Regions from separate parts of the Homo sapiens genome. Here region 2 is linked to region 1. A link is a loop called in an ENCODE intact Hi-C map of the cell type or tissue named here. Cell type or tissue: mammary epithelial cell. All regions are shown on one strand. Each heading gives the region's core, and the rest is flanking DNA. Links, peaks and the distances in the headings are about the cores only.

What was found. Peaks named below come from ENCODE experiments on the same cell type or tissue, not always from the same donor. Only the 100,000 strongest peaks of a DNase experiment are listed, where the experiment ranks them.
Region 2: a loop joins it to region 1, with 4 times the contacts of the local background. A loop is called at or near these places in 2 of 110 quality-filtered maps.

The regions. Positions count from the first base shown.
Region 1 is chr4:169,650,213-169,666,941 of GRCh38, reverse strand. All of the region lies in intron 2 of CLCN3 (chloride voltage-gated channel 3), which reads right to left. Among named protein-coding and RNA genes, the nearest start is that of CLCN3, 38 kb to the right of the region's middle. RefSeq lists silencers at 2,710-3,004, 6,250-6,309 and enhancers at 6,610-6,709, 5,892-6,764. In mammary epithelial cell, for the core only: no CTCF peak of the experiment used is centred there; a DNase peak (open chromatin) is centred at 6,801; H3K4me3 peaks cover 1,302 bases; H3K27ac peaks cover 3,391 bases.
Region 2 is chr4:169,785,052-169,801,780 of GRCh38, reverse strand. It overlaps the pseudogene PTGES3P3. Among named protein-coding and RNA genes, the nearest start is that of HPF1, 35 kb to the right of the region's middle. In mammary epithelial cell, for the core only: a CTCF peak has its summit at 9,875 (motif pointing left); DNase peaks (open chromatin) are centred at 6,100, 9,850 and 10,520; H3K4me3 peaks cover 657 bases.

The DNA of each region.
Region 1 (16,729 bases), core at 2,861-10,860:
GCTAATTTTAATTAACTTAATGTGTACCAGACATTGTTCTCAGGACATTACATATATTAGTTCATATAATCCTCACAACAACACAATGTGACAGATATTATTATCTCCACTTTATAAATTTGGAAAACAAGGTGTCAAGAGTTAAACAGGCCCAAGGTCACACCGCTAGCAAGTAGTAGAACAGGGATTCAAACTCTAGCACTTTGATTCTCAAGTCACTAAAATAATTTCATTGTTGGTTTACATGTATACTTTAAGAAATGTGGACAACCTTCTCTCAGAGTAGGTTAAGAACTATTACGTGATGCCTTCTCCCAAACACATATGTATATGCACTTAGCCTTTGGACAATAAATACAATCTTACCCTTCACCATCACCATCCCTCTTTGCCTTTGGTTGCAGTCCACTTTTTCCCATATTATTTAAAATGCTGCAATAGAAAATTGCAGAAGTGGTGAGCACTGCTTTGCTCCCAGCACTCACATCCTTATGCTTTAGCAGAAGTTTACGATAGTAATGCATCCCCATTCTTACCCTCAGTTGTTCCCGACATCTTATGCCACAGGGTGTACCTTTACCCCAGGTGTACTTACAAACAGGTTTTCAAACTTTTTCTTAGCTTTTGAAATGTTTTTCAAACATGAAGTGGAGAAATGTTTCTCACTGACATAGTATATAGATATGTACTTAAATAAAACCAAAGTTTAGTAAACAATGCTTACTCTTACTACTTGGTATATACTGATATTTTATTTTGTTTTTTTAATCTTTCCTTTTAAAATACTGGTCACAAGTCAACTGGTTTCATGATCAACATGTTAAAACTTGAAGTTTGACAAACACTGAACTAGAAAAATATAGGCATTAATAAAATTGTCTGCTTTCCCAAAAATACAAATATAATTTTACCCACAAGCTTTCCACATATATTTGCTGAACTGAACTTAAAAAAAAAAAAACAACACAACCTTAATTGCTGCGCCTTAAACTGAGCTTATTAGTAAATATCACAGTGACACTGGCAGGAGCCTAAGCCTTTTCTCAAAGGGGTTTATCCAAATAATAGTTTTACATGAAAAATGATGCATATAGTTATTTAAAAAGAGTTACTTATTACCTCTGTGATCAATCTCCAAAGATGTGAAATGGTGATCCTCGTCATTTAAGTTCATAATGCAGATTACTGTTACATAAGACACACATAAAACATATGAACCTTTTTAAAAAAATTATGGAAGGAAGAGGCAGAAATCCAAAATACTATGTATTCCTTCACAACCTATTTGCTTCTGTATGTTAAGAGCAGGAAGTCTAGCCCCAGATGGTTTTTTTTTTTCTCTCTCTGTGACCCTACTGATAAGAAATGGCCATCCTGGTAAGGGATGGGAAAGTAAACGTTCTAAGTTGATAGTGGAAGTTCCAGAATGTTAGCAGACTCCAAATCAAAGATTAAAAAGGTAATGGCAAGAATAGTGCCTCACATTTAGCAGGTGGTCAATTAAATGTCTACTGGGTAAATAAATAGCAAAAAAGAAGCATACGCTATTAAAATTTGTTCAGCCATTCAGTCATATTTAACTGTCTAAACTGCAAAGACTTGCAAGTTAATGCCAAATCTCAAAGAAGTTTACCAAAGATACACAACCAGGCAGCAGCAATACTAAGCCCATTACTCAATTCACTGTTTTCTTTTCTGTTCTGTTGCCACCTCAAAATAAAAAGCCACATCCTTAGTTAGAGATGATAAGGTGGATATTAAGACATCTGTGTAATTGGAAACAAGTTCCACATTCAATTATTATGTCTGCAAATATGATGAGCTGTACAATACATGAATAAAAAGGTTTATAAAATTTGCTAAATTTCATATTTCATAAATTTATAAAATTTGTTAGAGAAACTAGAGTAAATCCATTTTATGACCTAATTAAAGTTGCAAAGGGCTACAAAGAAACTAGAAATTAAACATATGTTAACTTAAAAACAAGAAACAAAACCTTAAAGTTCAATTTAAACTACCAGTCTCCTGCATAAACGCAAAGCAGAAACCTCGATGCTGGGAAAATAGCCAAAATTACAAACTTAATCAATGCGGCAGGAAATCTGTTCACACTCGGAAATCTTGATACAAAGCATTTCTGACAAGCCATGAGATGGCATAAAATTAACCATACTAAAGTGTCAGCTATTTTTAGAAAATCAAGCTAGAGGTAGTAATATGAACCAGATTTTATTGAAGATTTGAAATTCAGATACTGTGGGAAAAGTACATTTAAAAACAGGCTTTGTTTTATACTACTGTTGTAGAAACAAGGAGTTTCTGACACCAAATAAAGAATCTTTAGTTGTTCCTTTAATTTACAGACACTTAGATGGATTAATTTTTAAGAAGAGGTTTAATTTTCTAGTTGGATAAAATATTAGGGCCAATAAAAATATAATAAGTATCTGAATCCTAAAATCATTTTACAAAGAGCCTGCAGAATGTCCCTCTGGCAATAAGAATATCATATAACACCTGGATTTTCAAATAATGTGCAAAAAATGATACTTTTCAAAGGGAAGAAAAAGGAACAAACCTCTATTATAATAGAAACCCAAAAAAGCTTTATTTAGATACACTGCTGAGCTAATGAATGTCAAGAAATAATTTCAGGGAGAAACTTGAAAAAATAAGACCCCAAACTTTTATTTCAATGGCAAAGCGACACTTTTTGTGGTTTAAGCCCATCATTAGTCCTCTAGGATCTGCCACTCTTCCAACTTCCACCTTTCTACACTACCCTCTCTACTGACTCACAACAAAGCTGCCTTTGTTGTATCAAAACTAATCCAAGAGCAACACACTAGGCATTTCCTCCTGTTATCGCATTTACTCATTTTATTATATCCACCAGGAATGCCCTATTGAGTCCCCTGTGTATGTGAGAACAGTCTACTTTGATAACACTTGTCAAAAGCAGACTAATCTGTTCTTGGGACTTTGGGGGAAGAAGAGATTTCTATCATTTCTATCGTTCACTAGAAATTTACTAACTTCCACAGGATTCTGTCTGTGTTTAAACTTCTTATGCTTCTACCAGACTTAAAACACAAGTTACTATGAAGATACGTGTAGAGAGAAGCAGTTTAGCCTCATGATTAAAGTATGAGCCAAATATCTGGATGGAATTCTGACTTTTCCTTAACAATTCCTTACCTCAGTCTTGTCAACTAGAAAATGGGGATTATAACAGTACCTACTTCATAAACTTGTGATGAGGATTTAAATAATTTCATACACATAAAGCACTTAGAACAAGCCAGGCACAGTGGCTCGCACCTGTAATCTCAGCTACTTGGGAGGCCAAGGCAGGAGGGTTGCTTGAGCCCAGGAGTTGGAGACCAGCCTGGACAACATAGTGAGACTCTCCCTAAAAAAAAAAAAAATTTTGTTTTTTAAATTAGCCAGGCAAGGTGTTGCAAGCCTGCAGTCCCAGGTACCAAGGAGGGTGAGACGGAGGATCTAAGCCCAGTAGTTCAAGGCTGCATTTGCTATAATCACTCCACTGCACTCCAGCCTGGGTGAAAAAGTGATACCTCTCTCTTAAGAAAACAACAACAACAACAACAACAACAACAACAAAAAAACCCACTTAGGACAGTATCCAGCTAACAGGAAATTCTAATAAATATTAACTATTATTAATATTACTATTTTTATAATTCTCCACAGCACCTAGGAGTGCCATATGTGTGTGTATATGTATATATATATATACACATATACGCACACACACACATATATATACACACACACACACACACACACACATATATGCTCACTCTGAATGAAACAATTAAATATTTAAATAATTGTTAAAGGCCCCTCATGGAGTAAATGGAGGCTCAGGCCCAAAAGATCAAATCCATTATAAAGGGTTGGTAGAAGAAAGAAATTTGACCTCTAAAACTACTTAAACATCTTGAACAAATTAAGAAGAAAAAGTGTAAAACTAACAGTCCAGATAAGCCAAGTCTTTTTTCCTGATAAAAAAGGAAGAGACATTTTGAGAGAGCTTGATTGTTTCTATATAGGAAATCTACCCCTAAAGATGGCTATTTCTGAAATGTCATCTTAATTTCTAATCTATCAATAGTATATCAAACTAATTCTAATTTGAATCTACTTATACTTCCAGACTTGACATTATTTACTTAAATAGGAAGCTTCACCATTTACCATCTCGCCTTGAAAAGTAGTATTAAATTCAATTTACTCAACAAAGGTAATCCTTGGCTATAGCACTCAGGGATTTACTAAACAGATCCATGTTTACTTTATTGATATCCTTCACAATTTTATACTTTATCTGCCTCTTCACTATCAGGCTGAAGATCAATTTTAATCATTATAGTTTTGTTCTTCCTCACAGGGAAGCTGATTCAGTTTTTTCGATTTGTTAGCTGCCTGTCTCCATCAATTCCATTGTGTTGACCCATGGCTACAACAGGTCATAAATTATGGACAAAAAATAACATCTTACGCATAGACACTAGGATACTACAGTATGTTTGAGGTAATACAGTACAGTCACGAAAGCCTAATAACTGACTTATCTCTACTACACATACACAATGTTACTTTCAAATAACAATGACTTATATTAATAGAATAAGTCTCATCAAGGGATAAAGAACCTATTTGAGCTGCCAAGAGTGGGACTGATTTAGATCCTAAGCAAGATTCTTAAAGGATTATTTATGAAAGTATAATAGAAATAAAAAGCTTACGTTTAGGTAATATCAGTAACCATGCCTACTCTCACATAAGTTTTGACTTATTTCTTATTATTTGCATATTTTACACTAAGACAGTCCATAAGTAAGTTCTGTCAAAGACTGTTAAGCTTCACAAAAGGAATTTAAATTTCTGAAGCCCAGGTATTCTGATCTATCATCATTAACAACCAAATGTTGTAATAGCATGAGGAAAATACAGTCTGTCTTGTTTTACAGTTTAATTACTGATTAGCAAATAATGTGACATTTGAACAGTCACTATTCATTCACCTTGCTTCCTGTTTAAAGAACTCCTTACCAGAAAACTGATAATCAGAACATAGGAAATAGAAGAATTTATGATCGTAACATTAAGAAAAAAAATTTAAAAAGCTCTGGGTGGTGTGATTACAAGAAATTATTTTCTTCTTTATGCTTTTAGATATTTCTTCCAAATGTTCTAACATATACATATACACATATATCAAAATTTTATTAAGAAGGTAACTCTGTAAGAGAAAGCACAATGTATGTAACATGATCCTTACACAGCTTTTCTCAAAATGTAAAAAGCAAGTTTTTACTAACTACAGAATACTGCAAGATAAATAATGCTACAACTGTTCAGACCCTAAAATAGTGTGTAGCAGACACAATGCAACCAACAGACATTTGTTGAATACATTATAATGTTTAAATTATAGTGGAACTTAATACTAAAAAAAAAGTGTTATCAGAACACAAAGTATATTTTAAATAAAGCAGGCTAATTATATTAGAAAAACATTATTACTTCCTTATATACTTACAAATAAAAGTTTGGGTTAAATCATAAGGTGAGTTTATAATATCATGCAGTAATTCAAACTAATGTGGCTCAAAAATGAAGTCACATAAGCTAAGAGATTTTTCTTGAAGTTCAATTTTTTTCTAGGACAACAAATGTCGACCAGTCTGTTTTTCGAATAAGCAATTAAACAAAAATGAAAAAAAGGGTAGTAATTAACATGCAATTAATTTTAAGGAGACTGAGGAAGTGCCTGCCAAAAGATTTACAGGCATGCTGGGTGCTCTTCTGCTTTTCACAAACCAATATTATTTTTTCTGACATTTAGTCAAATGTGTTTTATCATATCAAATTTCACAAGATACCTGTGGAAGACAATGTAGTATGTTACTCAGCCGAAATACATATTAAATAAAAAGTATTAATATAGAAATTATTCATCTTTACTATCATTTTAAAATGTTCTAAAATGTAGGTAAAGCTTTTGCTATAAATTTACTTTGTGGTGTAAAATCTACATGGTAATTGGCAGCAGCTAAAATATAATGGTACATAGGCACCTGATTTCTCTGTGTAAATTAAAGGAAATGTAAGTTTTCTGAAGGAAGAAAAACATTACTTTTTAGATGCCAACCAACACGACTTTAGTTGGCTGTAAAAGCAGATTAATTCATTTTCAGAGTTAGAAAGAAGATTTTCATGCAGAAGATGGAGTCGGAGCCCGACGTGATCTGAAGCAGTACTAATCTGCACAGAGAAAACAATCAGGGATGGCTACACAACCATTCAGAAGGTTGCATTTTCCCCTTACTAACAACCCAGGGCAACTAAACAACGTACTGCAGTATTTAAAGGACAAACGAGAACCAGTTTAAGCTAGAGGACCGCCCAGCCGCATGCAAAACATACCAACAGAGAATTCACAGCAAGGGGATAGTATTACCTCTTTTATGTAATTCCCTCAGGGGAATACTGTCTCCTCCCCCGTCATAAGGCAAATAAGGGTCGGAAGAAGCATCCATGATTAGAATTTTTAAATAGAAGAAGAAAAAGAAAAAGAAAAAGCTTGCTAGCTTAAAAAGAAAGTGACATTTCTTCCATCCCTGCTGCAGCAAGCAAGGGAGATGCCATATTTGATGAGGTTAAAACTGTAGTTCGACTCGCTGAAGCAACTGGGTTCTTCCACAGTGGATGATGTCATCAAAGGGAAATTATTGCAGCCTGGTTGCTAGTGGCTACAATCTAGCAAGGCTTAGAGGCGGCACAGCCTTCTTAATCAGGTCCTGCTACGTATGACAATGACTAAGCTCCAAGTACAACACACAAAACTGGTTTGAGAATTTTGAAACACTCACAATACAGCTTCGGTAGCATCAGTGGTAACTACAGTAAAACAATAGAAACATTATTTCTTTTGGTTTTAAGATAAATATAAAGGGGAAAAAGTAATACAGAGATGTAAAAAGGAAATTTTGAATGCAGACAATGCCCTTTTTCATTTCTAATGTAGAAAAATGAGAGCAGCACTCTAGTAAGTTTGTGTGGTTTTACGAGAGAATGTACTAGTTTTATACAGTAATGTCATGTGAGTCATAGCCATAAAAAAACTACAATATGCCAAAGGTTTCTCAAGAAACTTGGTTCTAAGTCTATTAAAAATAAAAAAAAAATACTCTATAATACAGCAGCCTTTCATTGAGGATTTAAAAACCGAATAACTGAAGAGTTGAATAGTGTTTTATCCCACTCACCAATCTCCTCCAGCGGCTTCTTGTTTCCTTTCTTGAAGGAACTAGCTAGTAAGACATTGTAGCTTTTGAGGAGAAAGAAAACTATCAACGTACTAAGTAACTTTACTATTGTATGTGTCTAAACTACGCAAAAAAGAGGTTTACTAAGCAGAGGGCTTTCCTATCTCTACTAGCTTCCTATTTTATCTCATAAGGGTTTTGTGTTTTTAACTTTTAGCAAAAATGTGTCTCAAAGTGAGGTACTCAACTGTTCTAGAAATTGTTATAAAATTCAGAAATTGTCTCTTTAATAGAAATTTTTATGAAGTTCAGAAATAAAGCAACTTTCTTGTTTAAAACTGTCATTAAAAACAAAAACAAAAACCGCACAATGCTTATTGAAGATCAGAGTTCAATATTTTATAGCTACCTCTGAGAGGATTCCTCTAGACTGGGAGATTCTCCTCCTGAAATGCCTGTTACACAGTGTCACTAAACAACAACAACAACAAAAGGTGTTGTTCATTAGAAGCAATTCCACAGAACTCAAGGGTTCTATAAAATTTGTTTTCCTAAAGTATTGAATGAGACAATCTCTAAGGTCCACTCGAACTGAAAGTGTTTACATGAAAATTGGAGGTGAGAGAAGGAAAGAGAAAACTCAGAGGGCAGTAAAGAGAAGAGAGAAATTCTCTTCAATTTGTGGAGTACTAAATTTTACTTATTTAGGGTCTTTTTAAAAAACTGTATAGGTTAAATCAAGTTTTTATATTTTAAATCTCAGATAAACAGAGCTTCTTATAAAATCTCACCTGAAATTTGGGAGACAGGGTTCCAGGAAAGGAATATAGACTAGAATTACTGCCACAGGAATATTCTATCTTATCCTGATTCTAGCTATTAAAATTTTTGATAGGATAGTAGGTGATTTTTTTCTTTATTTTCTGTATTTTTCAAATATTCTTGGCAATTTTTTCTCCTATGCTCCTTCCTGCACACTGAGCCAATAGTTTTTTTAAACAAGGAAAGCTTTGACAAAGGCTAACTGTACTAAATTAGCTCAATGTAAATTTGGGAGTGTGTGGTTCTTTTATATGTTTTACCACCATATAATTTTTCTAAATATATAATTGTATGGCATTTATAAAGGATTTTGTTTTTATACCATTCATGTTCTTATATGTCTTTACATAAAAAATGAAAATCTATCCACAAGTTTTCCCGGTATTTGTAGGCACTCTCTTAACTTGTTTTTCCTGATCTACAACTTGATCATAAAGAATGAAAATGACAGTCAGCACTCACTGATGGGGGAAATCCTCCCGGTAAAATAAATACTGACAATGCTTCATATTGTAAAAGTTTTGTAGCCATATTTGAATTATTTTTAAAGATAAACAATTGTGTGTATATATAATATATATCTATATAATTATATTTGTATAGAATTAAGTTTAGAATAAAACACATCAAGCCCTTAGCAATTGTTATCACTGAGACATAAGGTAGAGAGGTTGAGGAGTACATTCAGTGTTTATATAATTCCACACTGTTTAAACAAATATATTACTTTTGTAATAATAAACCTAAAAATCTTTAAAACTTCAGAAGTAAACACATCTCTTGTGTTTATGGGGTCCACAACTGCCACTTTCTTAAAGTAAAAGAATCAGTACACAGGTTAAGTCCAATCACAATTTAGAAAAGCACAAGGTAGACTGGAAGATGTGGCAAAAGAGGACTTTGACACATAAGAGGACTTTGATAGAGACTTTTTATTACCATATTAACAAACTGAATTACAGTCAGGGTGGAGCCCAGATAGAGAGAGAGCAGAAGACAAATTCAAGAATTCCTAGGCATAGCTCTGGAAAAATGCTCAGGATGAATTCTAAAGAACCAAAATCACAAGTAGCACACATGAAGCCATCAAAATTCAAAAGGAGAAGTTATTTTTACTTTCGAACGCACCCTCCACTGTAATCTCAACTTGATGTGGAAATCTGGATAAATCACAACCTCTCTGGGATGTCTCTGTATCTACAAACCAGGAAGGCAGAATAGATGATAATAATATTTTAAGAGTTCTACCTTTAAGCCGCCCCTTGTAACAGTAATGATCTGAGAAATCTACAATATTAGAAGTACTTAAATTTTAAAACAATAAAAATAAATTTTAAACAATTTTTTGCCTTTAAATCTACCAACTTATAGAAAATACAGGAGCAGAGAAACATGTTAAATTATAGCTCAAAAATGTAATCAGGAAAAAACCAAACTAGGAAACAAATGACCTGTTTTCTTCAACAAATACAATTTAGTAAGGAAAAAGGGAGAGAGGGAAACCTACAGAATTTTTTTTAAAAAGACTTAAAAGATACAGCAATACAATTTTTTAAGAAACAATTGGGGAAATGGGAAACACAAGATATTTGATTTTAAGGAATTATTCATATTTTAAAATAATGACCTTTAAAAGAATCTTAATCTTTTAGAAATACACAATATACATGTATATCTACCTACCTATATAAATGACACAATGTTTCAGATTACAACATAATTGAGGGAGTAGAAATGAAACAAAATTGGCTATGAATTGATAATTAATTAAAGTAAGTGACCAGGATGAAAAGGTACACAATATTCTTCTCCATATGTTTCCATGTTTTAAAATTTCTTCCATAATGAAAAGATTTTTTATTTGTATTTATTATTTTAGAGACAGGGTCTCACTCCAACGTCCAGGCTGTAGTACAGTGGCATGATCATAGCTCACTGAAGCTTCGACCCCCTAGCTCAAGTGATCCTCTCACCTCAGCCTCCCCAATAGCAGGGAATACACACGTGTGTGCCACCATGCCTGGCTAATTTTTTAATTTCTTTTTTTGTAGAGATAGGTCTTACAACGTTGTCCAGGCCCACCCAACACTGTCCACTGCACCAAGCCAAAAAGATTTTTAAAAGAATGCTTATAAATAAAACCACTTACATGAGATAAACATTAATAAAAAATTACAACCTTTACCCCTCTAATTAATAGAAGCAGGTTAAAAACTGTAGTTTACAATCCATCAGTATGGTTGTAATATGGTTTGGATCTGTATCCTCACCCAAATCTCATGTTGCATTGTAATCCCCAATGTTGGAGGCGGGGCCTGGAGGGAGGTAACTGGATCATGGTGTGGAGCCTACATGAAAGGTTTAGCACCATCCACTTGGTGCTATCTCATTATAGAGTACTCATGAGATCTGGTTCTTTAAAAGTGTGTAGCACCTCCCTCACTGCCCTCCTTGCTTTTGCTCTGGCCATGTAAGACATGCTAGCTTCTCCTTCATCTTCCGCCATGAATGTAAGTTTCCTGAGGCCTCCCCAGAAGACGCTATGCTTCGCGTACAGCGTGCAGAACTGTGAGCCAATTACATCTCTTTTCTTTATAAATTACCCAGTCTCACGTATTTCTTTATAGCATCATGAGAAGGGACTAATACAGGCTGCTTTAAGTTTACATTTGGACACACTATATGGCACTAAACCTTAACTTGCATTGTCAGTCATTCTCCGAATCAAAATGCATCAGAGAAAAAAAAAAAAGATACAGCAAAGCTTTTCTGGGGGACAATCAATAAACTACACAATTAGTTGTAAAGTTATTGAAGCCCTAAAGAAAGAAGAGGTGGAAATTCTTAAAACTGACAAGCCAGAAAATAAATGGAAAAAACAAAATGGTTTTATAATATTCATACCTCATAAACATAAGAAGTTTTAGTTTCCAATATAGCTATCCGGTTACCCAAATAACATATCACAGGAATAAAAATATGAAGAGTTTGCTTTCACAGACATCACACAATTGGCCCAGGCATGGCGGCTCATGCCTATAATCCCTGCACTCTGGAGGCTGAGGCAGGAGGATCACTTGAAGCCAGGAGTTCAAGACCAGACTGGGTAACATAGGGAGATTCCCAGATTCCCGTCTCTACAAAAAATTTATAAAAATGAGCTGGACATAGTGGCACATGCCTGCGGTCCTAGCTACGCAGGAGGCTGAAGTAGGAGGATCACTTGGGCCCTGGAGGTCAAGGCTGCAATGAGTCATGATTGCACTACTGCACTTTGGCCTGGGCAATAGAGCAAGACCCCATCTTAGAAACAAAAACAAAAAACATCACACGATGATCAATTTTTCAAAATCAGAACCAAAACCGGCAAACCTGTTTTAATGCCTAAACAATTCCTTTTGAAGGAGTTTCTCAAATATTCAGGCATGAACATAAGCTAATATAAAGACTAAGCAAAAAAAGATTTTAAGAGTTCTAAATTTTAGAAATATTTAAATCCAAATATGCCACTATTTACCTTAAGTGGAACCAAACTAAATGTTCCAATTAGAAAATAAATGCTACCTAATTGGATTTGAAAGTTCAACTATACAGTTCAAGAGTTTCAACAAAACAAACAGATGCAGAAAGACTGAAAGTAAAGAGGATAAAAACAGTATAATATGCAAACTCTAATCCAAAGAATATTGGGAGTTATATTAATATCAAAGTAGATTGTAAGATAAAAAACTATAATTAGAAATAGAGTTATTTAAAAAATAAAAGTGGTTCAATTCACCAGGAAGATATAACCTAATAACATAAGATCAAAGTATATAAAGCAAAAATTGACAGAATGACAAGAAGCAGTAGATAAATGTGCAAATACAGTGAAAATTTTTAAAATACTTAATAGAAACAAACAAGGAGAATAATCAGTAAAGAAACAGAGTATTTTCATAGATTAACAAACTTTACCTAATGGACATGGAGAGAACACCATAACTGAAAACTTCACATTATGTATTCTTATAGCATACATGGAACATTTACAAAAGTTGACTTTTTTTCTGGGCCACAATGCAAGTTGCAAAAAATTTCAACACACTGTAATTACATAATGCATATTCCCGGACCGCGATGCAATAATGTTATAAATAATTAAAAACAGCCAGAAATTCCTCATGTGTTGGAAATTATAAACTGAACTTCTAAATAACCTATAGCCCAAAGTAGACTCATTATAAACGTTAAAAATGATTTTTAAATAGTGATAATAAAAAAGGCATATGGCATAGAAATAAAACAGTATCTGAAAAAAAATTTATAGCTTTAAATGCACTTAAAGGCAAGTTAACTGAGGAGCTAACCATCCAGTTCAAGAAATTAGAAAAAAAACTCATCAAAATAAACTCAAAGAAAGTAGAAGATCAGAAATTAATGAAACAGAAAAGAAATACATAATAGAAAAGAACAAAAAAGGCAAACCAATTCATTGGAAAAACTAACTATTGATAAATCTACAGTGACACAGATTAAGATGGGGGAGGGCAAGGGGAGAGAAAGGAGAACAAGAGAGAGGAAGAAGGGAAAGGAGGAGGGAAGGAGAGGAGGGAATAGGAGAAAGGAAAGGAGACGGAGAAGAATTGGGAAAAAGAGAAGAAAAAGACACACAACCATTATCAGGATGAAAAACCAATAGTACAAAATGGGGAGTCTAGAAATAGGCCCTCCTATATATAATGAGCCCTTCATATATGTATCAGAGGTGGCACTGTACAAGAGTGGGTAAAAAATTGTTTTCTAGTAATTGATGTTGGGACAACTGGCTATCTGATATGGTTTGGTTGTTTTGTCCCCTCCAAATCTCATGTTGAAATGCGATTTCCAGTGTTAGAAGTGGGCTTAGTGGGTGTTTGTTTCATGGAGGTGGACCCTTCATGAATGGCTTGGTGCCCTCACCATGATAATGAGTGAGTTCTTGCTCTGTTAGTTCACAACAAAGCTGGTTGTTTAAAGGAGCCTGGCATCTCTCTCATGCTGCCTCTCTCACCATGTGACACGCCTGCTTCCACTTCAGCTTCTATCATGATTGGAAGCTTCCTGAGGCCCTCACCAGACAGAAGCAAATGCCAGCACTATGCTTCCTATACAGCCTGCACGACCTCTTTTCTTTCCTTTTTTTTTTTTTTTTTTTTTGAGACGGAGTCTCACTCTGTCACCCAGCCTGGAATGCGGTGGCATGATCTAGGCTCACTGCAACCTCCACCCTCCGGGTTCAAGTGATTCTCCTGCCTCAGCCTCCTGAGTAGGTGGGATTACAGGCGCCCACCACCACGCCTGACTAATTTTTTGTATTTTTAGTAGAGACAGGGTTTTATCATATTGGCCAGGCTGGTTTCTAATTCTTGACCTCAGGTGATCCACCCACATGGGCCTCCCAAAGTGCAGGGATTACAGGCTTGAGCCACCGCACCCAGCCAACCTCTTTTCTTTATAAATTGTCCGGCCTCAAGTATTCCTTTACAGCAATGCAAAACAGACTAACACACTATCTATATGAGAAAAAAATGAATACACTCTAACACATACACACACACACACATATACAAATCAGATGACTACACAACTAAATGTAAACGGCAAAGCTCTTACAAAATAATATAGAAAAATGTCTTCATAACATCAGGGTAGGGACGTTTTTTAAAATTAAGACACAAAAAGCCTTGGCCATAAAGCAAAAGATTAACACATAGGACCACATTACAACTAAGAATATTTGTTCATAATTTGTCCATTAGAAGAGTGAAATGCACTCCATAGAAGATAGCTGTAACACATTTATCCAACAAAAAGTTTGTGTCTAGAAAATAAAGAACTTCTACAAATCTGTAAGATAGACACTCCAATAGAAAAATGAGTAAATGACCCAAACTGGTACTCTGAAAAGGATTTCCAAATAGACATGAAAAGATGCTACATCTCTTTGACTACAAAGAAAATGCAAATTTAAACCACAATCAAAATCCATACATAGCTAGCACACTGACAAAATTAAAAGTGTGACAATATCAAGTGGTTAGTGAACATGAAGCAATGGAAGCTCTCATACATTCTTGGTCTGAATGTATACTGAAACACTACTGGGGAAAACATGACCTATGACCCAACAAGTTCACATCCAGGACAAATAAAATTTGTGCACCTAAGGACCTAAGTACCACACAAGTACATGCATAATATTCAAAGTAGCATTGTTAGTAACCACCAAAACCTGTTAGGAGCTTCAAGATCCATCAAAAGTAAAATGAATAGGTAAACTGTAGTAAATTCATTTTTTAAAAAATGATATATAATAGTTTAGAGCAACCACACAGCTACTACCTGCAACAACATGCCTGATTCTTGAAAGCCACATTGTGTGAAACCAAGAAACAAAGACATATACACTATATGATTCCATTTACTTAACTTTCAAAAACAGGCAATCCTAAATTATATACTTCTTTTTTCAACACACCATTTCTGGCTTGAATGAATTATATTCTTAAGGATGCATACCTAGATGAGCAAACCACAAAGTAAAGCAAGAAAGTGATTAGACAAAGAGAAAATAGTATTTACCTTCAGAGGGAAAGGAAGGGTTGTGATTAGGAACGTACACAGGAGGCTTCTGGAATATGGTTATGCTTTATTGTCTTAACCTCAGTGGGCTACAAAGATGCTTGCTTTGTAATAACTAATTAAACTACACAATTACGTTTTATGCATTTTCTGATGTGTTATGTCACAATTCAAAAGTCTTTAAGTTAAAAACATATCCTAAGTATCTCTAATTCTATTAATATCTAATGTGGATTTCTTCTTTTTTTCCCTACCTAAACCCTTCTAGTTTAATCTTATTTACAGTCTCAATCAGTTGTAGGTAACAAATTTCATAAGCATCTAAACTGACTTCAATGTGTTCTAAGGTGCTGGTTTTTCCAAGGAATTTCCTCTGTATTTCAGAACTGTGTAAAATAGGTCCATAGACTTATTATTTTATGTATAATCAATCTTCTGTATCCAGGGATTCTACATCTGTGGTTTCCACATATGTGGATTCAACCAACTATGGCTTGAAAATATTTAGGAAAAAAATGGATGGTTGTTCTGTACTGAACATGAACAGGCTTCTTCTTCTTGTCATGATTCCCTGAGCAATACAGTAGCACAACTATTTACACATTTACATTTTATCAGGTATCATAAGTAATCTACAGACAATTTAAAGCATATAAGAGGATGTGTGTAGGTGATATGCAAATACTATGTCATTTTATATAGGGGACTTGAAAATCCATGCATTTTGGTACCTGAGGGGCTCCTGGAGCCAAACTCTCACAAATACCAAGAAATGACTATATTTGCTTCAGCTTATGATTTTACAGGTTTAGCACATAACTCCTCCAGCCCTTTTCAACTGAAATTCTTAACCAGAACCACAACACAAAACATGAAGCTTGAAAATTTTCTCAATTCTCCCAAGGACAGTTCATAGGTAATATTCTACATGCACAGAAGAAAAGTTAATTTGTCGCATCATGATATTAGGGTGAGAAAGGTAGAGTGAAGAGGTAATCATTTTAGTTAACTTTCTTTGAAATTTTTTTAAGAAGAAAAATTTTTTTTGCAATGCAATGACAATAATTAAGGTGGTAAGTGAGGTATAAACCACCAGTTTCTGTATATTATAAAATTAAGCTGATTTCTTTCCAATGACCTTTCTGATGATATCTATCCAGTACTTGATTGACTTTCCACTGGCATCTTAGGCTAATTTTATCAAGGCACCAGTTTATTATTAATACCAACTTCTTTCCTAGTTCATTAGTAACATCCTGAATTACAGCATTTCATAAACCTAGTATGAGTTTGTCTTCCCTAAATGCATTACCTTACTCTTATATAAACGCACAAATTTGGGCAGTCTCCTACTCCCTCATATAAGTATAATAGGTTAACTAAGTTGCTCTGGCTGAAGCAGTCTGGAGACACAGGTGTAGAAATGTTTACAAAGTAGTTGGCAACAGAATGTGAAGTGTCAAATGTATTAAGAACATGACCCTGCTTAGAATAAATATCAGATGAACTTTAGAATTATTTGTTTATTTCTAAAAATAATTCAGAGTAGAGCATTTAAAAGAGCTCTGACCTTTTCCCAACAGACAGACATTAAATGGTAGCAGTGATATGTTAACTTCATTTAAGAATTTCTTACAAAAACTCTGCCAAAGATTTACAATGTAACCACCATTCTATACTTTCTAAACTGGCTTAAGAATATATGTTGTCAAATTTGACTTTAGAGTCAAATGTCTTACTCATTAGAATACTACCAATGTTATTGGAAAATGCCAGATAAAACAATAAAACTAAAATCAACTTGTCATCTACTGAAGACAATATGCGCACACATAACCTTTGAAACTCTGTAGCAAAGCCAAATTCTTCTAACTAAGAATACTTTTCTTGGAGCTATACCACAACTTTATACTGTTGGAAATTTTTCTGTGCTTATAAATCTACATACGAGAATACTGTGTTTCCTAAAACACCTTTCTTGGATTGTTTTATTAATGTTTTCT
Region 2 (16,729 bases), core at 5,186-13,185, 130 kb before region 1:
TCCTGTCTCCCTAAAATGTACAAAACCAAACTGTAATTCAATTGCCTTGGGCAGACTTTCTCAGAACCTCTTGAGACTGTTCCCTGGGCCATGGTCACTCATATTGGCTCAGAATAAACCTGTTTATAATATTTTAAGAGTCTAGTTTTTCCATTAACAACTGTATTTGGATATAAGGCCTTTAAAGAGGTAATTACATTAAAATGGGTTGGTAAGTGTGGGCCACAATCCAATATTACTGTTATTCTTATAAGAAGAGGAGATTAAGGCCAGGCGTAGTGGCTCATGCCTGTAATCTCAGCACTTGGGGAGGCCAAGGTGGGTGGATCACTTGAGGTCAGAAGTTCAAGACCAGCCTGGCCAACATGGTGAAACCCCATCTCTACTAAAAATACAAAAATTTTCCAGGCAAGGTGGTGTGCATCTGTAATCCCAGCCACTTGGGAGGCTGAGGCAGGAGAATTGCTTAAACCCAGGAAGTGGAGGCTGCAGTGAGCCAAGGTTGTGCCACTGCACTCCAGCCTCGGCAACAGAGTGAGACTCTGTCCCACTAAAAATTAAAAAAAGAAGAAGAAGAAAAAGAGGAGATTAAGACACAGAGAACACAGACAGAAGGATGACCATGTGAGGACACAATGAGAATGTAACATCTGAAAGCCAAGGAGAAAGGCCTCAAAAGAAACCAAACCTGCTGACGACTTGTTCTTGGACTTCTAGCCTCTAAAATTGTGAGAAAATAAATTTCTGCTGCTTAAGCCACCCAGTCTGTGGTACTTTGTTATGGCAACCCTAGCCAAATAACATATACTCTGAGATGGGTGTTGGGAGGTCCCAGCAGCTCTGGATCTGCTAAATCAGGACTGTTAAATCTGAAAAGAAAAAAAAAAAGGACTGAGAAGGAGCACTTGAGGGGAAGGAGAGGAGTAGGAAGGTGAAGAGCCTTTGTGGTTAAGGAATTGCGTGGCCTGCTCATTTAATTTAGCATTGTGTTCAACATTTGAAAAAGCAAGGCACAATCCTCATAGAGTAGCCACTGTTAACAATAACGTCTGTGTCGAGGCAGTAAAAGAGAGCAATTGTGAGCAAAAGCCCAATTCCTAATTGCATTCTCAAAATGTAGTGTGTATAAAAATACACAAAAGAAATTATACAAGTAAATGTCTAATATTTGCATGGTTAGCAAAAGATTGCTCCCAACAAAATGAGAGTGGGGATGGGCAATGAGGTACACTTATTGTGTAAATTAATAAGAATCCATCTGTTAGGACTTTTTTTTTTTTTTTTTTGAGACAGTCTCGCTCTGTCACCCAGGCTGGAGTGCATTGGCACAATCTCGGATCACTGCAACCTCCACCTCCTGGGTGCAAGTGATTCTCCTGCCTCGTTCTCACAAGTAGCTGGGATTACAGGCATCTGCCACCACACCCAGCTATGTTTTTGTATTTTAAGTCGAGATAGGGTTTCACCATGTTGGCCAGGCTGGTTTTAAACTCCTGACCTCAGATGATCCACCCGCCTCGGCCTCCCAAAGTGCTGGGATTACAGGCATGTGTAAAGCCATTTTTAATTTCTGCATTCTGTTCTACCACATGTTCATTTTGATGCATTAGTCTTATGTTACTCCAGCCCATTAGATTGTCACTGCATTCTGCATATTTTCACCATCATTGCTGGTTCACAATAGATCTGAGTTTAACAATTAAGAGCTTTCTTTCTTGCAATCAGCTTTGGTGTAATTCCTCATTCCTTGTGACAGTACTATTGACATGATAGCCATATTTACCCTAGTATGTAAAAAACCCATACCAGCCACATGCCAAAGGGAGGAATTAAGAAGTGAGTGGAGTATCCCTTCTCACAGTTGAAATTGCATATGAGCAAGAAGGATGTGAGTACTATATGAGCTGAAATAAGAAAATATTTGCTCCATTGTTCTACTTTCTTACAGTAGCAATTAAATATTTATTAAGCTTTTATTATGTTCTGGTTTCTGCTAAACACTGCAGAAATACCAAAGAAATGATCACCTATCTGCAAAGATAAGACTAGTACATATGAAGTAATTATTTAGAGCAACTGAGTGCTAAACTTGAAGATGTTGATCATAGGTCTGCCACGACTGAGGCAATCAATCCTTAAGCACTAAGAGCCAGCCCATCCATTCACCAAGGAACATGTGAGAGAAGCATGGCCAGGTCTTTTCACGCTTATCTAACATTGAGATGGCACCTGCTCAAGTATATTACATCATCAGCAAGCACAGGGGCTTCAGTCCTTGCTCCAGTGCTATCTTGGTTTTCCTGAGGATATCCGTGTCAGCATTTTCCATGATTTTATTAATGAGTAATATTGCACATGGAGAGCAAGAAAGGTAGCTTTGAGACAGCATCCACAAGAAAGAATTCCAAACCCCGAGTAGAACGGCAAGAAGTAAATAGCTCCCCAGCCTGGTTTCTGGTTTCCATGGATGAAACCAAAATATGTTTAAAACCTAGACATTCAGGAAACAACTTTGCAGACAAGGAAGGAGGAAGAAAAAAGAAAAAAACAGCTAGCAAGAAAAGAAATGCAAGCAAGAGGCCCAAGGAGACTTCCTCCGAGTCAACAGATTTAATAAGATCTCTTGTATTTGTATGACTAGCCTTGCTAGCTTTTGCATACTGATAGGTCCTATCAGATTATAACTCAGGTTAAACACATTCCTATTATTCCTCTTACAATACAGGGCTTGGTCCCATGAAGAGTCCCCCTTAAGTATTTCTAAGAGTCCTAGGAGATGGCTCCTATGTGCACAAAACACGCCTCTCATGTTCTTCCATTTCACTTACTCTCATGGGCACTAGTTGCCTTACCAACAGTATTGGTGCTAGTCTCTGTCTCTCCATGAAATCTGCACTGTCTCCTGAGGTTCCCAAAGACAGAAACCCTGGAGGTTCTAAAGCCTGGTGCAGAACATTTGTATTAGTCCGTTTTCATGCTGCTCATAAAGACATACCAGAGACTGGGAAGAAAAAGAGGTTTAATTAGACTTACAGTTCCACATGGCTGGGGAGGCCTCAGAATCATGGCAGGAGGAGAAAGGCACTTCTTAACATCGTGGCAGCAAGAGAAAATGAGAGAAAGAAGCAAAAGCGGAAACCCCTGATAAACCCATCAGATCTCGTGAGACTTATTCGCTATCACAAGATAGCACGGGAGAGACCAGCCCCCATAATTCAATTACCTCCCCCTGGATCCCTCACAGAACATGCGGGAATTCTGGGAGATACAATTCAAGTTAAGATTTGAGTGGGGACACAACCAAACCATATCAATGTTCTTTTCCTTTCTCTGGGTCATACTTTTTCTATTAGGAATAAACACAGTGCTCCCATGTCCCTGGGTCTCACAGAGTCCCTCCTGCAGCCCCTCTTCTTACCTGGCTCAGAAAGGAGTTCATCCAAGTGGGCTGCAGAAACACTTAGGAGTATTAATAGCTGATGCTTATGTAGCACATATGTGCCATGTATATGCTAAGTAGACTACATAAATTAACTCAAAACACCCCTGAGAGGCATTGAGCTACTAACATCCCCATTTTGGAAATGAAATTTGGGTACAGGAGATTAAGCAACTTGTCTGAAGTTGCCACCAGCTGCTATGTGGTAGAACTGGGACATGACCCCAGGCCCTCTGGCAGTAGAATCTGTGCACTGAAACGCTACTGCTTAACAAATGTCAATTCATCCCTTGGCATTCCTATTTTTCCCTCAGACCCTCTCCCCTCCACCAACAACATGTGCACAGAAACGACTCTCTTCCAGTCAAATACCCAGTAAGAATAAATTTCTTGGTGTACTGATTCTAGCTGAGACCTTTACTAAACAGGCATCTTCCAAAGTTTATTTTTCCTAGCAAAAAAAATTTTTTTTTTGAGACAGAGTATCACTCTGTCATTCAGACTGCAGTGGTGCAGTCATAGCTCACTACAGCCTCAAACTCCTGGGCTCAAGCGATCCTCCCGCCTCAGTCTCCTGAGTAGCTGGGACTACAGACACACACCATTATGCCAGGCTAATTTTTAAAATTTTTGTAGAGATGGGGTTCTCGCTTTGTGGCCCAGGCTAATCTCAAACTCCTGGGCTATTCTTCCACTTCAGCCTTCCAAAGTGCTGGGATTACAGGTGTGAGGCACTGTGCCCAACCTCAGTGCAATTTAAAAACAATTCTCTTGAGCCCCAAACATCATGCATTCAGCCATTAACATCCGCTTATAACTTGACTTATATGTCAGATTTCCTAGCTCTTCTCTTAGCACTAGTTAGTTATCATAAAAGGGCAGAAAAGTCCAAAATAGGGGCCAACTATGCAGAATGTACAAACTGTGGCAGGACTCTACAGTGGGGACTGATGGGAGGCAGTGGGAAGCGGCAATAAGGCACAGAGGAGGGGAAAGGCAGACAGGTGACAAAACAAACATCCCAGTTTATTTTCTACATGTGGCCAAGGGACCAGTTGCTGTTATGATGCTATAGCCAAACCTGATTTTTTATTACCCCAAGTCCCTGGGCATTAAAAATAAACAAGTCTGGCTGGGCATGGTGGCTCACGCCTGTAATCCCAGCACTTTGGGAGGCTGACGGGGATGGATCATGAGATCAGGAGTTCAAGAAAAGCCTGGCCAAGATGGTGAAACCCCGTCTCTACTAAAAATACAAAAACTAGCCAGGTGTGGTGGCACATGCCTGTAATCTCAGCTACTCAGGAGGCAGGAGAATCACTTGAACCCAGGAGATGGAGGTAGAAGTGAGCCGACATCACACCACTGCACTCCAGGCTGGGCAACAGAGCAAGACTCTGTCTCAAAAAAAAAAAAAAAAAAAACACAGAAAAAAACAAAAAGAAAACAAGTCTACTTGGTTCCTACCTTCCCCAGCCATCAAAATGCATCTTTCTCTTCCTAAGACAATTCCAAGGAACGCTTAAGTTAGAGTTCATAATTTCACATGTAATAATTTGCAAGCAGCAGTCCAAATGGATCTCAGGTGCAGCTTCTATAAATGGTAAACTCTCAAGGCTTGCCAGCTGCAGGTGTGTCCTGTAAGCAAACCGGTTATAAGAGCAATTCGTTCTGTGAAAGATACTGCGCGATGACTTCTCTGAAAATATCCCATGGAATAAAAGGGGTTCTGTTTGTGCAGAAGCACAACTGACAATTGCATCCCAATAGAAACATTAAAAACAAACAATCTAATGGACATTTGAAAGAATCAGAACTCTCCTGAGAGCCTAGTAAATCCAGGTGCATACTCTCAGCTTGTGCTGTGGGGCCCAAGAAGAAAAACTGGGCAGTAACTCAGGTTGGCAGTTTTGCAGGGGGAGATGAGAGGCCTCTAGAGGGAGAGAAGCAGAGATGATGACCAGCAGAAGCATCCACATCTGTGCAGCAATCAAAACAGTTGGATGGGGTCGGGTGCAGTGGCTCACACCTGTAATCCCAGCACTTTGGGAGGCCAAGGCAGGTGGGTCACATGAGGCCAAGAGTTCGAGACCAGCCTGGCCAACATAGCGAAACCTCATCTCTACTAAAAATACAAAAATTAGCTGGATGTGGTGGTGTGCACCTGTAATCACAGCTACTCAAGCTAACCAAGGCTGTGGCATGAGATTTGCTTGAACCCAGGAGACGGAGGTTGTGGTGAGCCAAGATCACGCCACTGTACTCCAGCCTGGGCAGCAGAGAAAGACTCTGTCTCAAAAAACAAAACAAAGGTGGATGGGAGTGAGCTGATGGCTACGTGGCAGGGTCCCCTTTCTGCCAGGAGCAGGTCATCATTTCATGACCTCTGCTTCCCTTTGATAGTTTTATTCCTCTCCCTACAAACACTTCTACCTCTGCCTGGCATTCCAGGCATTCCTGCCTGCTGTCCAACAGGCCAGGATCCGCAGACACTAAATCAACCTCATGACACCATTGCATTAACAGTGGGGCTCCTGAGATGAAATGAGGAGACAATGTTGTTTTCTCACTTGGCCATTCGAATCCATCTTTTGGGCTGGTTCTTCCTCTACTGTTCAGATAAAAACTAAGATGAATCACTTAGCTCTTAGTCACTGTCAAATAACAAAAAGTCTTCCGATGATGTCATCATTAAAAATTAGTCTCGGTTCAGTGATGAATATGTCCAGTCTAGTGCAATAAGTAAAACTGTAATCTTCATTAAAAGTTAAAGTCTTCCCTCTCAGCTAAGGTCTGCACAGGAACAGGAGGCTTGTGGCTTCTCTCTCTCATTTCTGGCCTTCCACTCCCACAACTGGACACCCCCTCACTTAGGTGCTTCTGGTTCCCAGGGACTGAATTCTCCAAAAATCCTCTTCAGCCATTCTAATTGATGCCAGACACTTTTATGCCTTTCATGTGGGCAATGAATTAAGAGTTGCAAAACTGGCTTTGACCCCCTAAATCATTGATTCATTCAACCAATTCATTAAAATATCCATTTGACTTTTTGATTTAATAATTATTTATTAAATATCTGCTGTATGCTGAACACTGTGCTAGATACTGCAAGAAGACACACTCCCTACCATCCAAAAAATTTCCCTGTAGTTCAGATGAGAAAAGATGTACACAATTAGACCACAAGACCATGTATGCTAAGGGCCTTGTTGTCCGTGAGGACAGTAAGTGCTACAATAAATCAGCGAAGGAAACTGCCCTTTCCATTGGGGAGTATTGGAGATGACTTTACGAAGAAGTGGGATTTGGTTTTTTGTTTTTGTTTTGTTTTGTTTTTTTGAGATGGTGTCTTGCTCTGTCACCCAGGCTGGAGTGCAGTGGCTCGATCTCGGCTCGCTGCAACCTCCACCTCCAGGATTCAAGTGATGCTCCTGCCTCAGCCTCCTGAGTAGCTGAGATTACAGGCACCCGCCACCACACCCTGCTAATTTTTGTATTTATAGTAGAGACAGGGTTTCGCCCTATTGGCCGGACTGGTCTCGAACTCCTGACCTCAGGTAATCCGCCCACCTTGGCCTCCCAAAATGCTGAGATTACAGAGGTGAGCAACTGCACCCGGCCTGGAAGGGGGATTTGAACTTGAATCTTAAAGGCTGTGTAATAATAGCTCAATCGATGTTTTACATGCATATTATTACTTAATCTCTGTAACAACTTTATGAGGTAGGGACTATTATTATCTGCAGTTACACATAAGAAAATTGAAGCATAGCAATATCAAGTAACACGCCCAAGTTCACATAAGTGGGAGGTGAAGTATCAGAGATTCAAGTCTAGAGCATGGGAGAATTTTCCAGAATGAGAGGTAGAGGTGGAAAGTGTTATAAACTGGAAAACAAAGGGAAGAAAGATACAAAATGGTCATGGTGTGGATTAACATGACATCCCATTTTGACATAAGGGAATAATCTCAGGAGGCCTGTTACTGCTTAACAGGCAGATGGAAGATGACTTGAAGAATTAGATGAGGCAGTTTGGACTCAGTCATCTCCAAAGTGAGCAGCCATTAAGCACCTTTCACAAAAGAGCACATCCAGTAGGTGCTGCTTCCATCTATGTTCTCCCACTTCCCCTAGTGCTAACTGCATGAAATTTTCTTCAGCTCAACCCTGTCTTCATTTCACCTCTTTATTTCTTTATTTTGGAAGCAGGATTTGATCTAACAACTCCTATATGAGGAGAGTCTCTATCTGCACAGTTCATTTTTGTTACTTTCCTTTTCCGTAATTAGATAAATAAAAATGCCCATCAAAAGTCTCCAGTAGGGGGCTGGGCACAGTGGCTCACACCTGTAATCCCAGCACTTTTGGGAGGCTGAGGCAGGTGGATCACTTGAGCCCAGGAGTTTGAGACTAGCCTGGCCAACATGGTGAAACCCAGTCTCTACTAAAAATACAAAAATTAGCCAGGCATGGTGGTGTGTCCCTGTAATCCCAGCTACTCAGGAGGCTGAGGCAGGAGAATCGCTTGAAGCCGGGAGGCAGAGGTCGCAGTGAGCCGAGATTGATGGCACCACCGCACTCCAGCCTGAGCGACAGAGCAAAGACTCTGTCTCAAAAAAAAAAAAAAAAAGGTTTCCCAATAGGGAAGGCTGCTTGAGTTTAATCTTTTAGTGTGTTTGGGGGCTGGGTGCAAAAAGTGAGACGTCTGAGAGAGGAGGAAGAGTAGCCAATATTAAGGGATAAAATAGCTGGATGACCTGGAGGGATAGAGCTGTCAAAATGGAAGAAAAATTCATTTATGTGCTCAGGAAAGACAGTAGCTTATGATTTTCAGTGGGCCTTAGGAACTGTAATCTAAACTGCCATTTAGCCACAAGGATGCCTTTTTATTTATTTTTTAAATTGCAAATTGCCTATTGCTATGATTCATAGAGTGATGTCCTTATACAATGATGAAAACTAATGGTTTTTCTTCAAAAATCAACTTCAAAGTGCTGCTCCTTCATCTCTCCTGTGTCACCATTTCCCCTCCAAGCCAATGTCTACCCATATATGCTTTTCATCCCGAAAAATAGTCAAATGCATCACTAAGATTTGGGTATCTAATAATTCCCCCCAACTCCGATGTATTTGACTAGACTCCCTGACTACTACTTTTTTTTTTTCTAAATTAGAAAGAAACGAACAAAACAACAAACAACAAGTGTGAGACAGCTGGAGAGAGAATGAGTTAAAACTTCAAAACTCGAGTGTGCAGGCTGTTCCTGGGTCTGGCCCTGTCATTGTAATTCCTGTAGGGGTTCCTATAACTTCTCCTGTGAGTAAAGTACAAGAGGGAATTCTGAAAGCATTAGACACAAACTACTTGATATTTTTCCATGTGGTTTTCACCACTTCTTAGAATAGGTATGGTCTCAAATTTTGGATTCTTTCTTCAGGCTTTTTTTTTTTAAATAACTTTTGAAACCCTGTTTGTGATTTCTAAAAAGAGCAGCAAATGTTTCAAGGAAAAAAGGAAAAAAAAAAAAGGTACATGAGAGGCCAATCTAGGAGATTTACAGTGAGGAGCTGATGAGTTCTGTAAAAGTTGTGTTCAGCTCTGTTTCACCTGTGAGTTCCTGTACTTTTTTCTTTTTGTAATCACAATTATTATCCTGTAGCCACATGATAGGAAATGCTGTTATAGATGAAACAAAGACAGGCAGCATCTGGGCCACAGATTAGATAATAATGAAATTCTTTGTGGTTGACAAGAGAAAAATAATGGGTAATACAAAACTGTAATCATATTTTTCATGCATTAGCTACCTATAAATTGCATACCCTGAATATAAGCTGTTGCTGTGAAACTTTAAATGTTTAAGATTAAAAAAATGAACAAATCAGAGCTTATCATTTCAAGTCTCAATTTTGTGTTTTTCCCACAGAAATATACTCTAGGTTTCCAGAAAGTTCTCTCGAATTTTTGTTAATGGACGTCCAAAAGGTACCTGAGTTGCCTGCCCTGGCTTCTTTTTTTTCTTTTGAGACGGAGTTTCATTCTTTTTGCCATGGCTGGAGTGCAGTGGCGCTATCTCAGTTCACTGCAATCTCCTTCTCTGGGGTTCAAGGGATCCTTCTGCCTCAGCCTCCCCAGTAGCTGGGATCACAGGCGGGCACCACTAACGCCCGGCTAATCTTTGTATTTTTTGGTTGAGACAGGGGTTTCACCATGTTGGCCAGGCTGTTCTCGAACTCCTGACCTGAAGTGATCCTCCCGCCTCGGCATTCCAAAGAGCTGGGATTGTAGGCACGAGCCATCGTGCCCGGCCACCCTGGCTTCATCTTTCACGTTTATAAATAGGCGTGGCCGATTGAAGACTGCACAGATACAACTGTGTACCAGAAAGTATGACTGCAGAATTTTCTTTTCCAGAAACTGCAGTGGAGCCCTCCTGTGGCTAATTTAATCCAGCCAGTTTTCCCTGATCTAAGCAGAAAAACGTATAAAGAAGCAGCTGTAGCTGCCGCCGTCGCCTGAGGGGAGCGAGAAGAGGCAGCGGCGACCAGGGAGAAAACGCGGAGTCCCCACCGGAGAGCAGCCGCCGCCAGACAGCCGCCCGCCCACCCGTTCGCCCGTCCCCCTGCCGCATTCACAATGCAGCCTGCTTTTGCAAAGTGGTACGATCGAAGGGACTGTGTCTTCACTGAATCTTGTGTTGAAGACAATAAGGATGTTAATGTAAATTTTGAAAAATCCAAACTTACATTCAGTTGTCTTGGAGGAAGTGATAATTTTAAGCATTTAAATGAAATTGGTCTTTTTTACTCTATTGATCCAAATGATTCCAAGCATAAAAGAACGGACAGATCAATTTTATGTTGTTTACGAAAAGGAGAATCTGGCCAGTCATGGCCAAGGTTAACAAAAGAAAGGGCAAAGCTTAACTGGCTTAGTATGGACTTCAATCATTGGAAAGACTGGGAAGATGGTTCAGATGAAGACAGGTCTAATTTTGATCGTTTCTCCGAGATGATGAACAACATGGGTGGGGATGAGGATGTAGATTTACCAGAAGTAGATGAAGCAGGTGATGATTCACAAGACAGTGATGATGAAAAAATGCCAGATCTGGAGTAAGAAATATTTCATCACCTGGATTTTGAGAAAGAAAATAACTTCTCTGCAAGATTTCATAATTGAGAGAATTCCTCAGTTGATAGCCCTAAAGGCAGATGCTGTATTTGCCTACTTTAACCCATTTTTCAACCTGTTTGTTTTTTAAAAGGCTTCACTAAGGGTTTATATGTACCATTGTATGGAGCAATTTGAAGTCAGCTAAGGCAATAACCTTATGCATGAACATTTCCCAGACTTTCATGAAGCTGTTGAGGTCCTAGGCAATTGATGCAGCAGTTGTGATAAATAAAAACATCTCACCTAAGTCTCCTTTTCTTCATAACATAGATACTGACGTGATAGGAAGCTCTGGGCTTAGGTAAAGAGAACAAAATTTTAGTTTATAGGGGAGAGAATGACATTACTCCCCAGAGCACAGAGAGTGCACACCCCCCTGTGATATTATTCATAATATCCAGGGAGGGAGAGGATGACATTAGTCTCCATATCGCAGGGTGAGTACATTCCCCTTGTGATATTGTTCGAAATATCCAGGGAGGGGGAGAGGATAACATTACTCCCTATATAGGAGGGGTGTGCACCCCCCTGTGATATTGTTTATAATATCCAGGAAGGGAGAGGGTGACATTACTCTCAATATCACAGGGGATGTACCCCATCCCGTGATATTGTTCATAATATTCAGGGAGGGGGAAGATGATATTACTCCCAATATCGTAAACACCCTGTGTGTACGCCTTCTGTAATATTTTTCATAATATCCAGTGGGAGGAGAGGATGATATAACTCCCAGTGTTGAAGGGGGTGTACAACCCCCTATGATATTGCTGGTAATATCCAGAGAGGGAGAGGTTGATATTTCTGCCAATATCGCAGGGGATGTACACTCTGCTGTGATATTGTTCGTAATATCAAGAGAAGGAGAGGATGATGTTACTCCCAATGTCGCAGGGAGTGTACAACCCCTGTGATACTGTTCGAAATATCCAGGGTGGGGAGAGAATGATATTACTCCCAATATCATAAAAACCCTGTGTGTACACCCCCTGCTGTATTGTTCGTAATATCCAGGGGAAGAGAGGATGATATTACTCTCAATATTGCAGAGGGTGTACAGCCCCTTGTGATACTATTTGTAAAGAGCAGGGGAGGGTAAGATGATGCTACTCCCAATATTGCAGGGTATGTACATTCCCCTGTGATATGGTTCCTAATTTCCAGGGGGAGATAGGATGATATTACTCCCAATATCTCAGGAGGTGTACATACCCCTGTGATAGTCTTCGTAATATTAACTAGAACAGAGGATGATATAACTGCCAATATCACAGAGAATGTACACCTTCCTGTGATATTTTTCATAATATCGAGCGGGGGGAGAGGATAAAATTATTCCCAATATCACAGGGGGTGTACACAACACTGTGATATTGTTTGTAATATCCATGGGGGGAAAGGATGATATTACTCTTAATATCGCAGGTGGTGTACATTCTCCTATAATATTGTTCATGATATTCAGGGTGGAAAAGGATATTACTCCCAATATCGCAGGGGATGTACACCCCCTTATGATATTGTTTGTAATATTCAGGGTGGGAGAGGATATTACTCCCAATATCGCAGGCGGGGTACATTCCCCTATGATATTGCTCATAATATCCACGGGAGGAGACGATGATATTTCTCCCAATGTAGCAGAGGGTGTACACGCCCCTGTGATATGATATACAATATCCAGGGGGGAAGTGAATGATATTACTTTCAATACGCAGGGGGTGTACACGCCCCTGTGATATTGTTCGTAATATACAGGGGGAAAGAGGATGATATTACTCCCAATATCCCAGGGAGTGTACACCCTCCTGTGATATTGTTCGTAATATCCAGGGGAGAGAGGATGATATTACTACAAACATCATAAGGGGTGTACATCCCCTTGTGATATTTTTGAAATATCCAGGGGGGAAAGAATTATGTTGCTCCCAATATCACAGGGGTTGTACACCCCCCTGTGATATTTTTCATAATATCCAAAAGGGGAGAGGATGCTATTACACCCCATATCGCAGGAGGTGTACACCCCTCTGGGATATTGTTCATAATATCCAAGGGGGAAGAGTATAATATTACACTTAATATCACAGAGGGTGTACACCCCTATGTGATATTGTTCGTAATATCTAGGAGGAAGAGGGTGATATTACTCCCAATATCGAGTGGGGTGTGCACCCCCCTGTGATATTGTTCATAATACTCAGGGTGGGAAAGGATGATGTTACTCCCAATATCGCAGGGGTGTACACCTTCTGTGATATTGTTCATATTTTTCAGGAAGGGAACGGATAATATTACTCCCAATATCACCCGGGATGAACACTCCCCTCTGATATTGTTCGCGTTATTCAAGGGAAGAGAGGATGATACTACTCCCAATATCGCTAGGGGTGTACACCCCCCGTGACATTGTTCATAATATCCAGGGGAGAAGAGGATGATATTACTCCCAATATCCCAGGGAGTGTACAACTTTGTCATATTGTTCGCAATATCCGGGGTGGGGAGAGGATGACATTACTCAACAATATCGCAGGGGGTGTACACCTTCTTGTGATATCGTTCGTAATATCCAGAAGGGGAGAAAATAATATTACTCCCAATATCGCAAAGGGTGTACAGCCCCCTGTGACATTGCTCATAATATCCAGAGAGGGAGAGGACAATATTATTCCGAATATCACAGGGGTGTACATCCCCCTGTAACATTATTTGTAATATCCATGGGGAGAGATGATGATATTGCTCCCAATATCCCAGGGGGTGTACAGGCCCCTGTGATATTGTTCGTAATATCCAGGGGAGGAAAGGATGATATTAATCCCAATATCGGAAACATGCTGTGTGAACACCCCCCAGTGATATTGTTTGTAATATCCACAAGGGGTTAGGATGATATTACTCTCAATATCGCAAGGGTTGTTCACTTCCAATTGATACTACTTCCAATATTGCAGGGGGTGTACACCCCCCTGTGATGTTGTTTGTAGTAATAAAATGGGGAGAGGAAGATATTACACCCACTATCAAGGTGGTGTACACACCCTTCTGATATTGTTGGGAATATCCGGGAGGGAGGATGATATTACTACTAATATCGCAAGGGGTGTACATCCCCCTGTGAAGTTGTTCGTAATATCCAGGAAGGGAGAGGATGATATTACTCACAATATCGCAGGGGGTGTACAACCTCCTGTTATATTGTTCGTAATAAGCAGGGAGAGAGAGGAAGATACTAATCCCAATATCGCAGAAGGTGTACACCCTACCCCATGATATTCTTTGTAATTTTCAGGGAAGGAGAGGATGATATTACTCCCAATATCGCAGTGGGTGTACACCCCCCTGTGATATTGTTCATAATATCCTGAAGGGGGAGAGGATGATATTATTACCAATATCACAAACGGTGTACACCCTCCTGTGATATTGTTCCTAATATCCACGGGGAAGACGATGATATTACTCCCAATATCATAGGGGGTGTACACCCCCCTGTGATATACGTCATAATGTCCAGAATGGTAGAGGATGATATTACTCTCAGTATCGCAGGGGGCGTACACCCCCCTGTGATATGGTTCATAATATCCAAGGGGAGTGAGGATGATATTATTCCAACTATTGCAGGGGGTGTATACCCCCTTTTATATTGTTCCAAATATCCAGTGAGGAGAGGATGATATTACTCCGAACATCGCAGGGAATGTACACCTTCCGGGATGCTGTTCGCAATTTCCATAAGGGGAGAGGATAATATTACTCCCAATATCATAGAAGGTGTACTCCACCCGGTGAAATTGTTCGTAATATCCAGGGGAAAAGAGGATGATATTACCCCCAATATCCCAGGGAGTGTACACCCCCCTGTGATATTGTTGGTAACATCCGGGGAGGGAGAAAATGATGTTGCTCCCCATATCCCAGGGGTTGTACACCCCCCTACGATATTGTCCATAATATCCAGGGGGGAAGGGATGATGTTACTCTTCACATCATAGGGAGCGTTCACCCCCCTGTGATATTGTCCGTAATAACCAGGGGGCGAGAGGACGATATTACTCTTCATGTCACAGGAAATCTACATGCCACTGCGATATTGTTCATAATATCCAAGGGGGGAGAGGATGATTTTACTCCCCATATCAAAGGGGGTATACACACCCCTGTGATATTGTTCATAATATCCACAGGGAAAGGAGATGATGTTCCTTTTCATATCGAGGGGGGTGTACACCCGCTACGATATTGTTTGTAATGTCCGGATGGGGGGGAGATATTACTCCCAGTATCGTAAACATTCTGTGTGTACATCCTCTGTGATACTGTTTGTAATATCCAGGGTGGCAGAGCATATTACTCCCAATATGGCAGGATGTGTAAACCCTCCTGTTATACTGTTCCTAATATCCAGAGGAGGAGAAAATGATATTACTTCCCATATCGCAGGGAGTGTACACTCTCCTGTGATATTGTTCATAATTTTCAGGGGGTGGAAGGATGATATTATTTTCAATATCCCAGGGGGCCCAAACCTCCGTGATATTGTTTATAATATCCACTGGGGGGGAAATGATATTACTCCCAATATCTCAGGGGTTGTACACCCCCTGTAATATTGTTTATAATATCCAGGGAGGGAGAAGATAATATTGCTCACAATATTACAGGGGGTGTACACCATTCTGCAATATAGTTCATAATATTCAGGAGAGGAGAGGATGATATTACTCCCAATATCTCAGGGTGTGTACACTCCCCTGTGATATTGTTTGTAGTATCCGGGGAGGGGGAGAGCATGATATTACTCCAAATATCACAGGGGGTGTACACACCCCTTGTGATATTGTTCCTAATATCCAGGGGGTGAAAAGGATGATATTACTCCCAATATCACAGCAGGTGTACACCCACCTGTGATATTGTTGCTAATATCTAGAGAGGGGAGAGAGGATGATATTACTCCCAATATCGCAGGGGGATGTAAACCCTTCTGTGATATTGTGTGTAATATCCTGGTGGAAAGAAAATGATATTACCCCCAATATCGCAGGGTGTGTACACCCACCTGTGATATTGTTCATAATTTCCGGGGGGAGAGGATGATATTACTCCCTATATTGCAGGGGAGTGTCCCCCTCTGCGATATCAAGAGTAATATCCTCTTTTGGCCTGGATATTAGGAGCAATATCACTCTGTAAGTGTACATCCCCTGCGATATTGAAAGTAATATTATCCTCTCCCGCTTTGGCTATTAGGAACAATATCACAGGCTGTGTGTACACAACCTACGATATTGGGAGTAATATCATCCTCTCCCCCCCTCGATATTAGGAACAATATCACCAAAAAGGGTGTACACCGCCTGTGACATTAACAGTAATATCATTCTCTCCCCCCAGGACATTAAAAAAAATCACAGAAGAGTGTAAACCCCCTGCAATATTGGGAGTAATATCATCCTGTTACCCCCTGGATATTACGAAGAATATCACAGGGGGGTGTGCACTTCCTGCGATATTGTTCGTATATCATCCTCTCCCACCTTGGCTATTATAAACAATATCACAAAAGGTGTGTACACCCCCTGTGATATTGGGAGTAATATCATTCTTCCCCCCCCTGTATATTATGAACACTATCACAAAGGGGCATACACCATCTGCGATATTGAAAGTAATATCATCCTCTCCCCCTCTGGATAATACAAACAATATCACAGTGGGGTGTTCCCCCCCTGTGATATTGGATATTGACAGTAATATCATCCTCTCCTCCTCCCGGGTATTATGAACAATATCACATGGGAGTGCACACCCTCTGTGATATTGGAAGTAATATCATCCTCTCCCCACTTGACATTACGAACAATATCAGAGTTGGGTGTACACCCTCTGCGATATTGGGAGTAGTATCATCCTCTCCCACCCTGGATATTATGAACAATATCACAGGAGAATGTACACCCCCTGCGATATTGGGAGTAATATTATTCTCTTTCCCCTAGATATTACGAATAATATCACTGGGTGTGTACACCTGCTGCGATATTGGGAGTAATATTATCCTCCCCCTCGGGTATTACGAACAATGTCAAAGGTGAATGTACA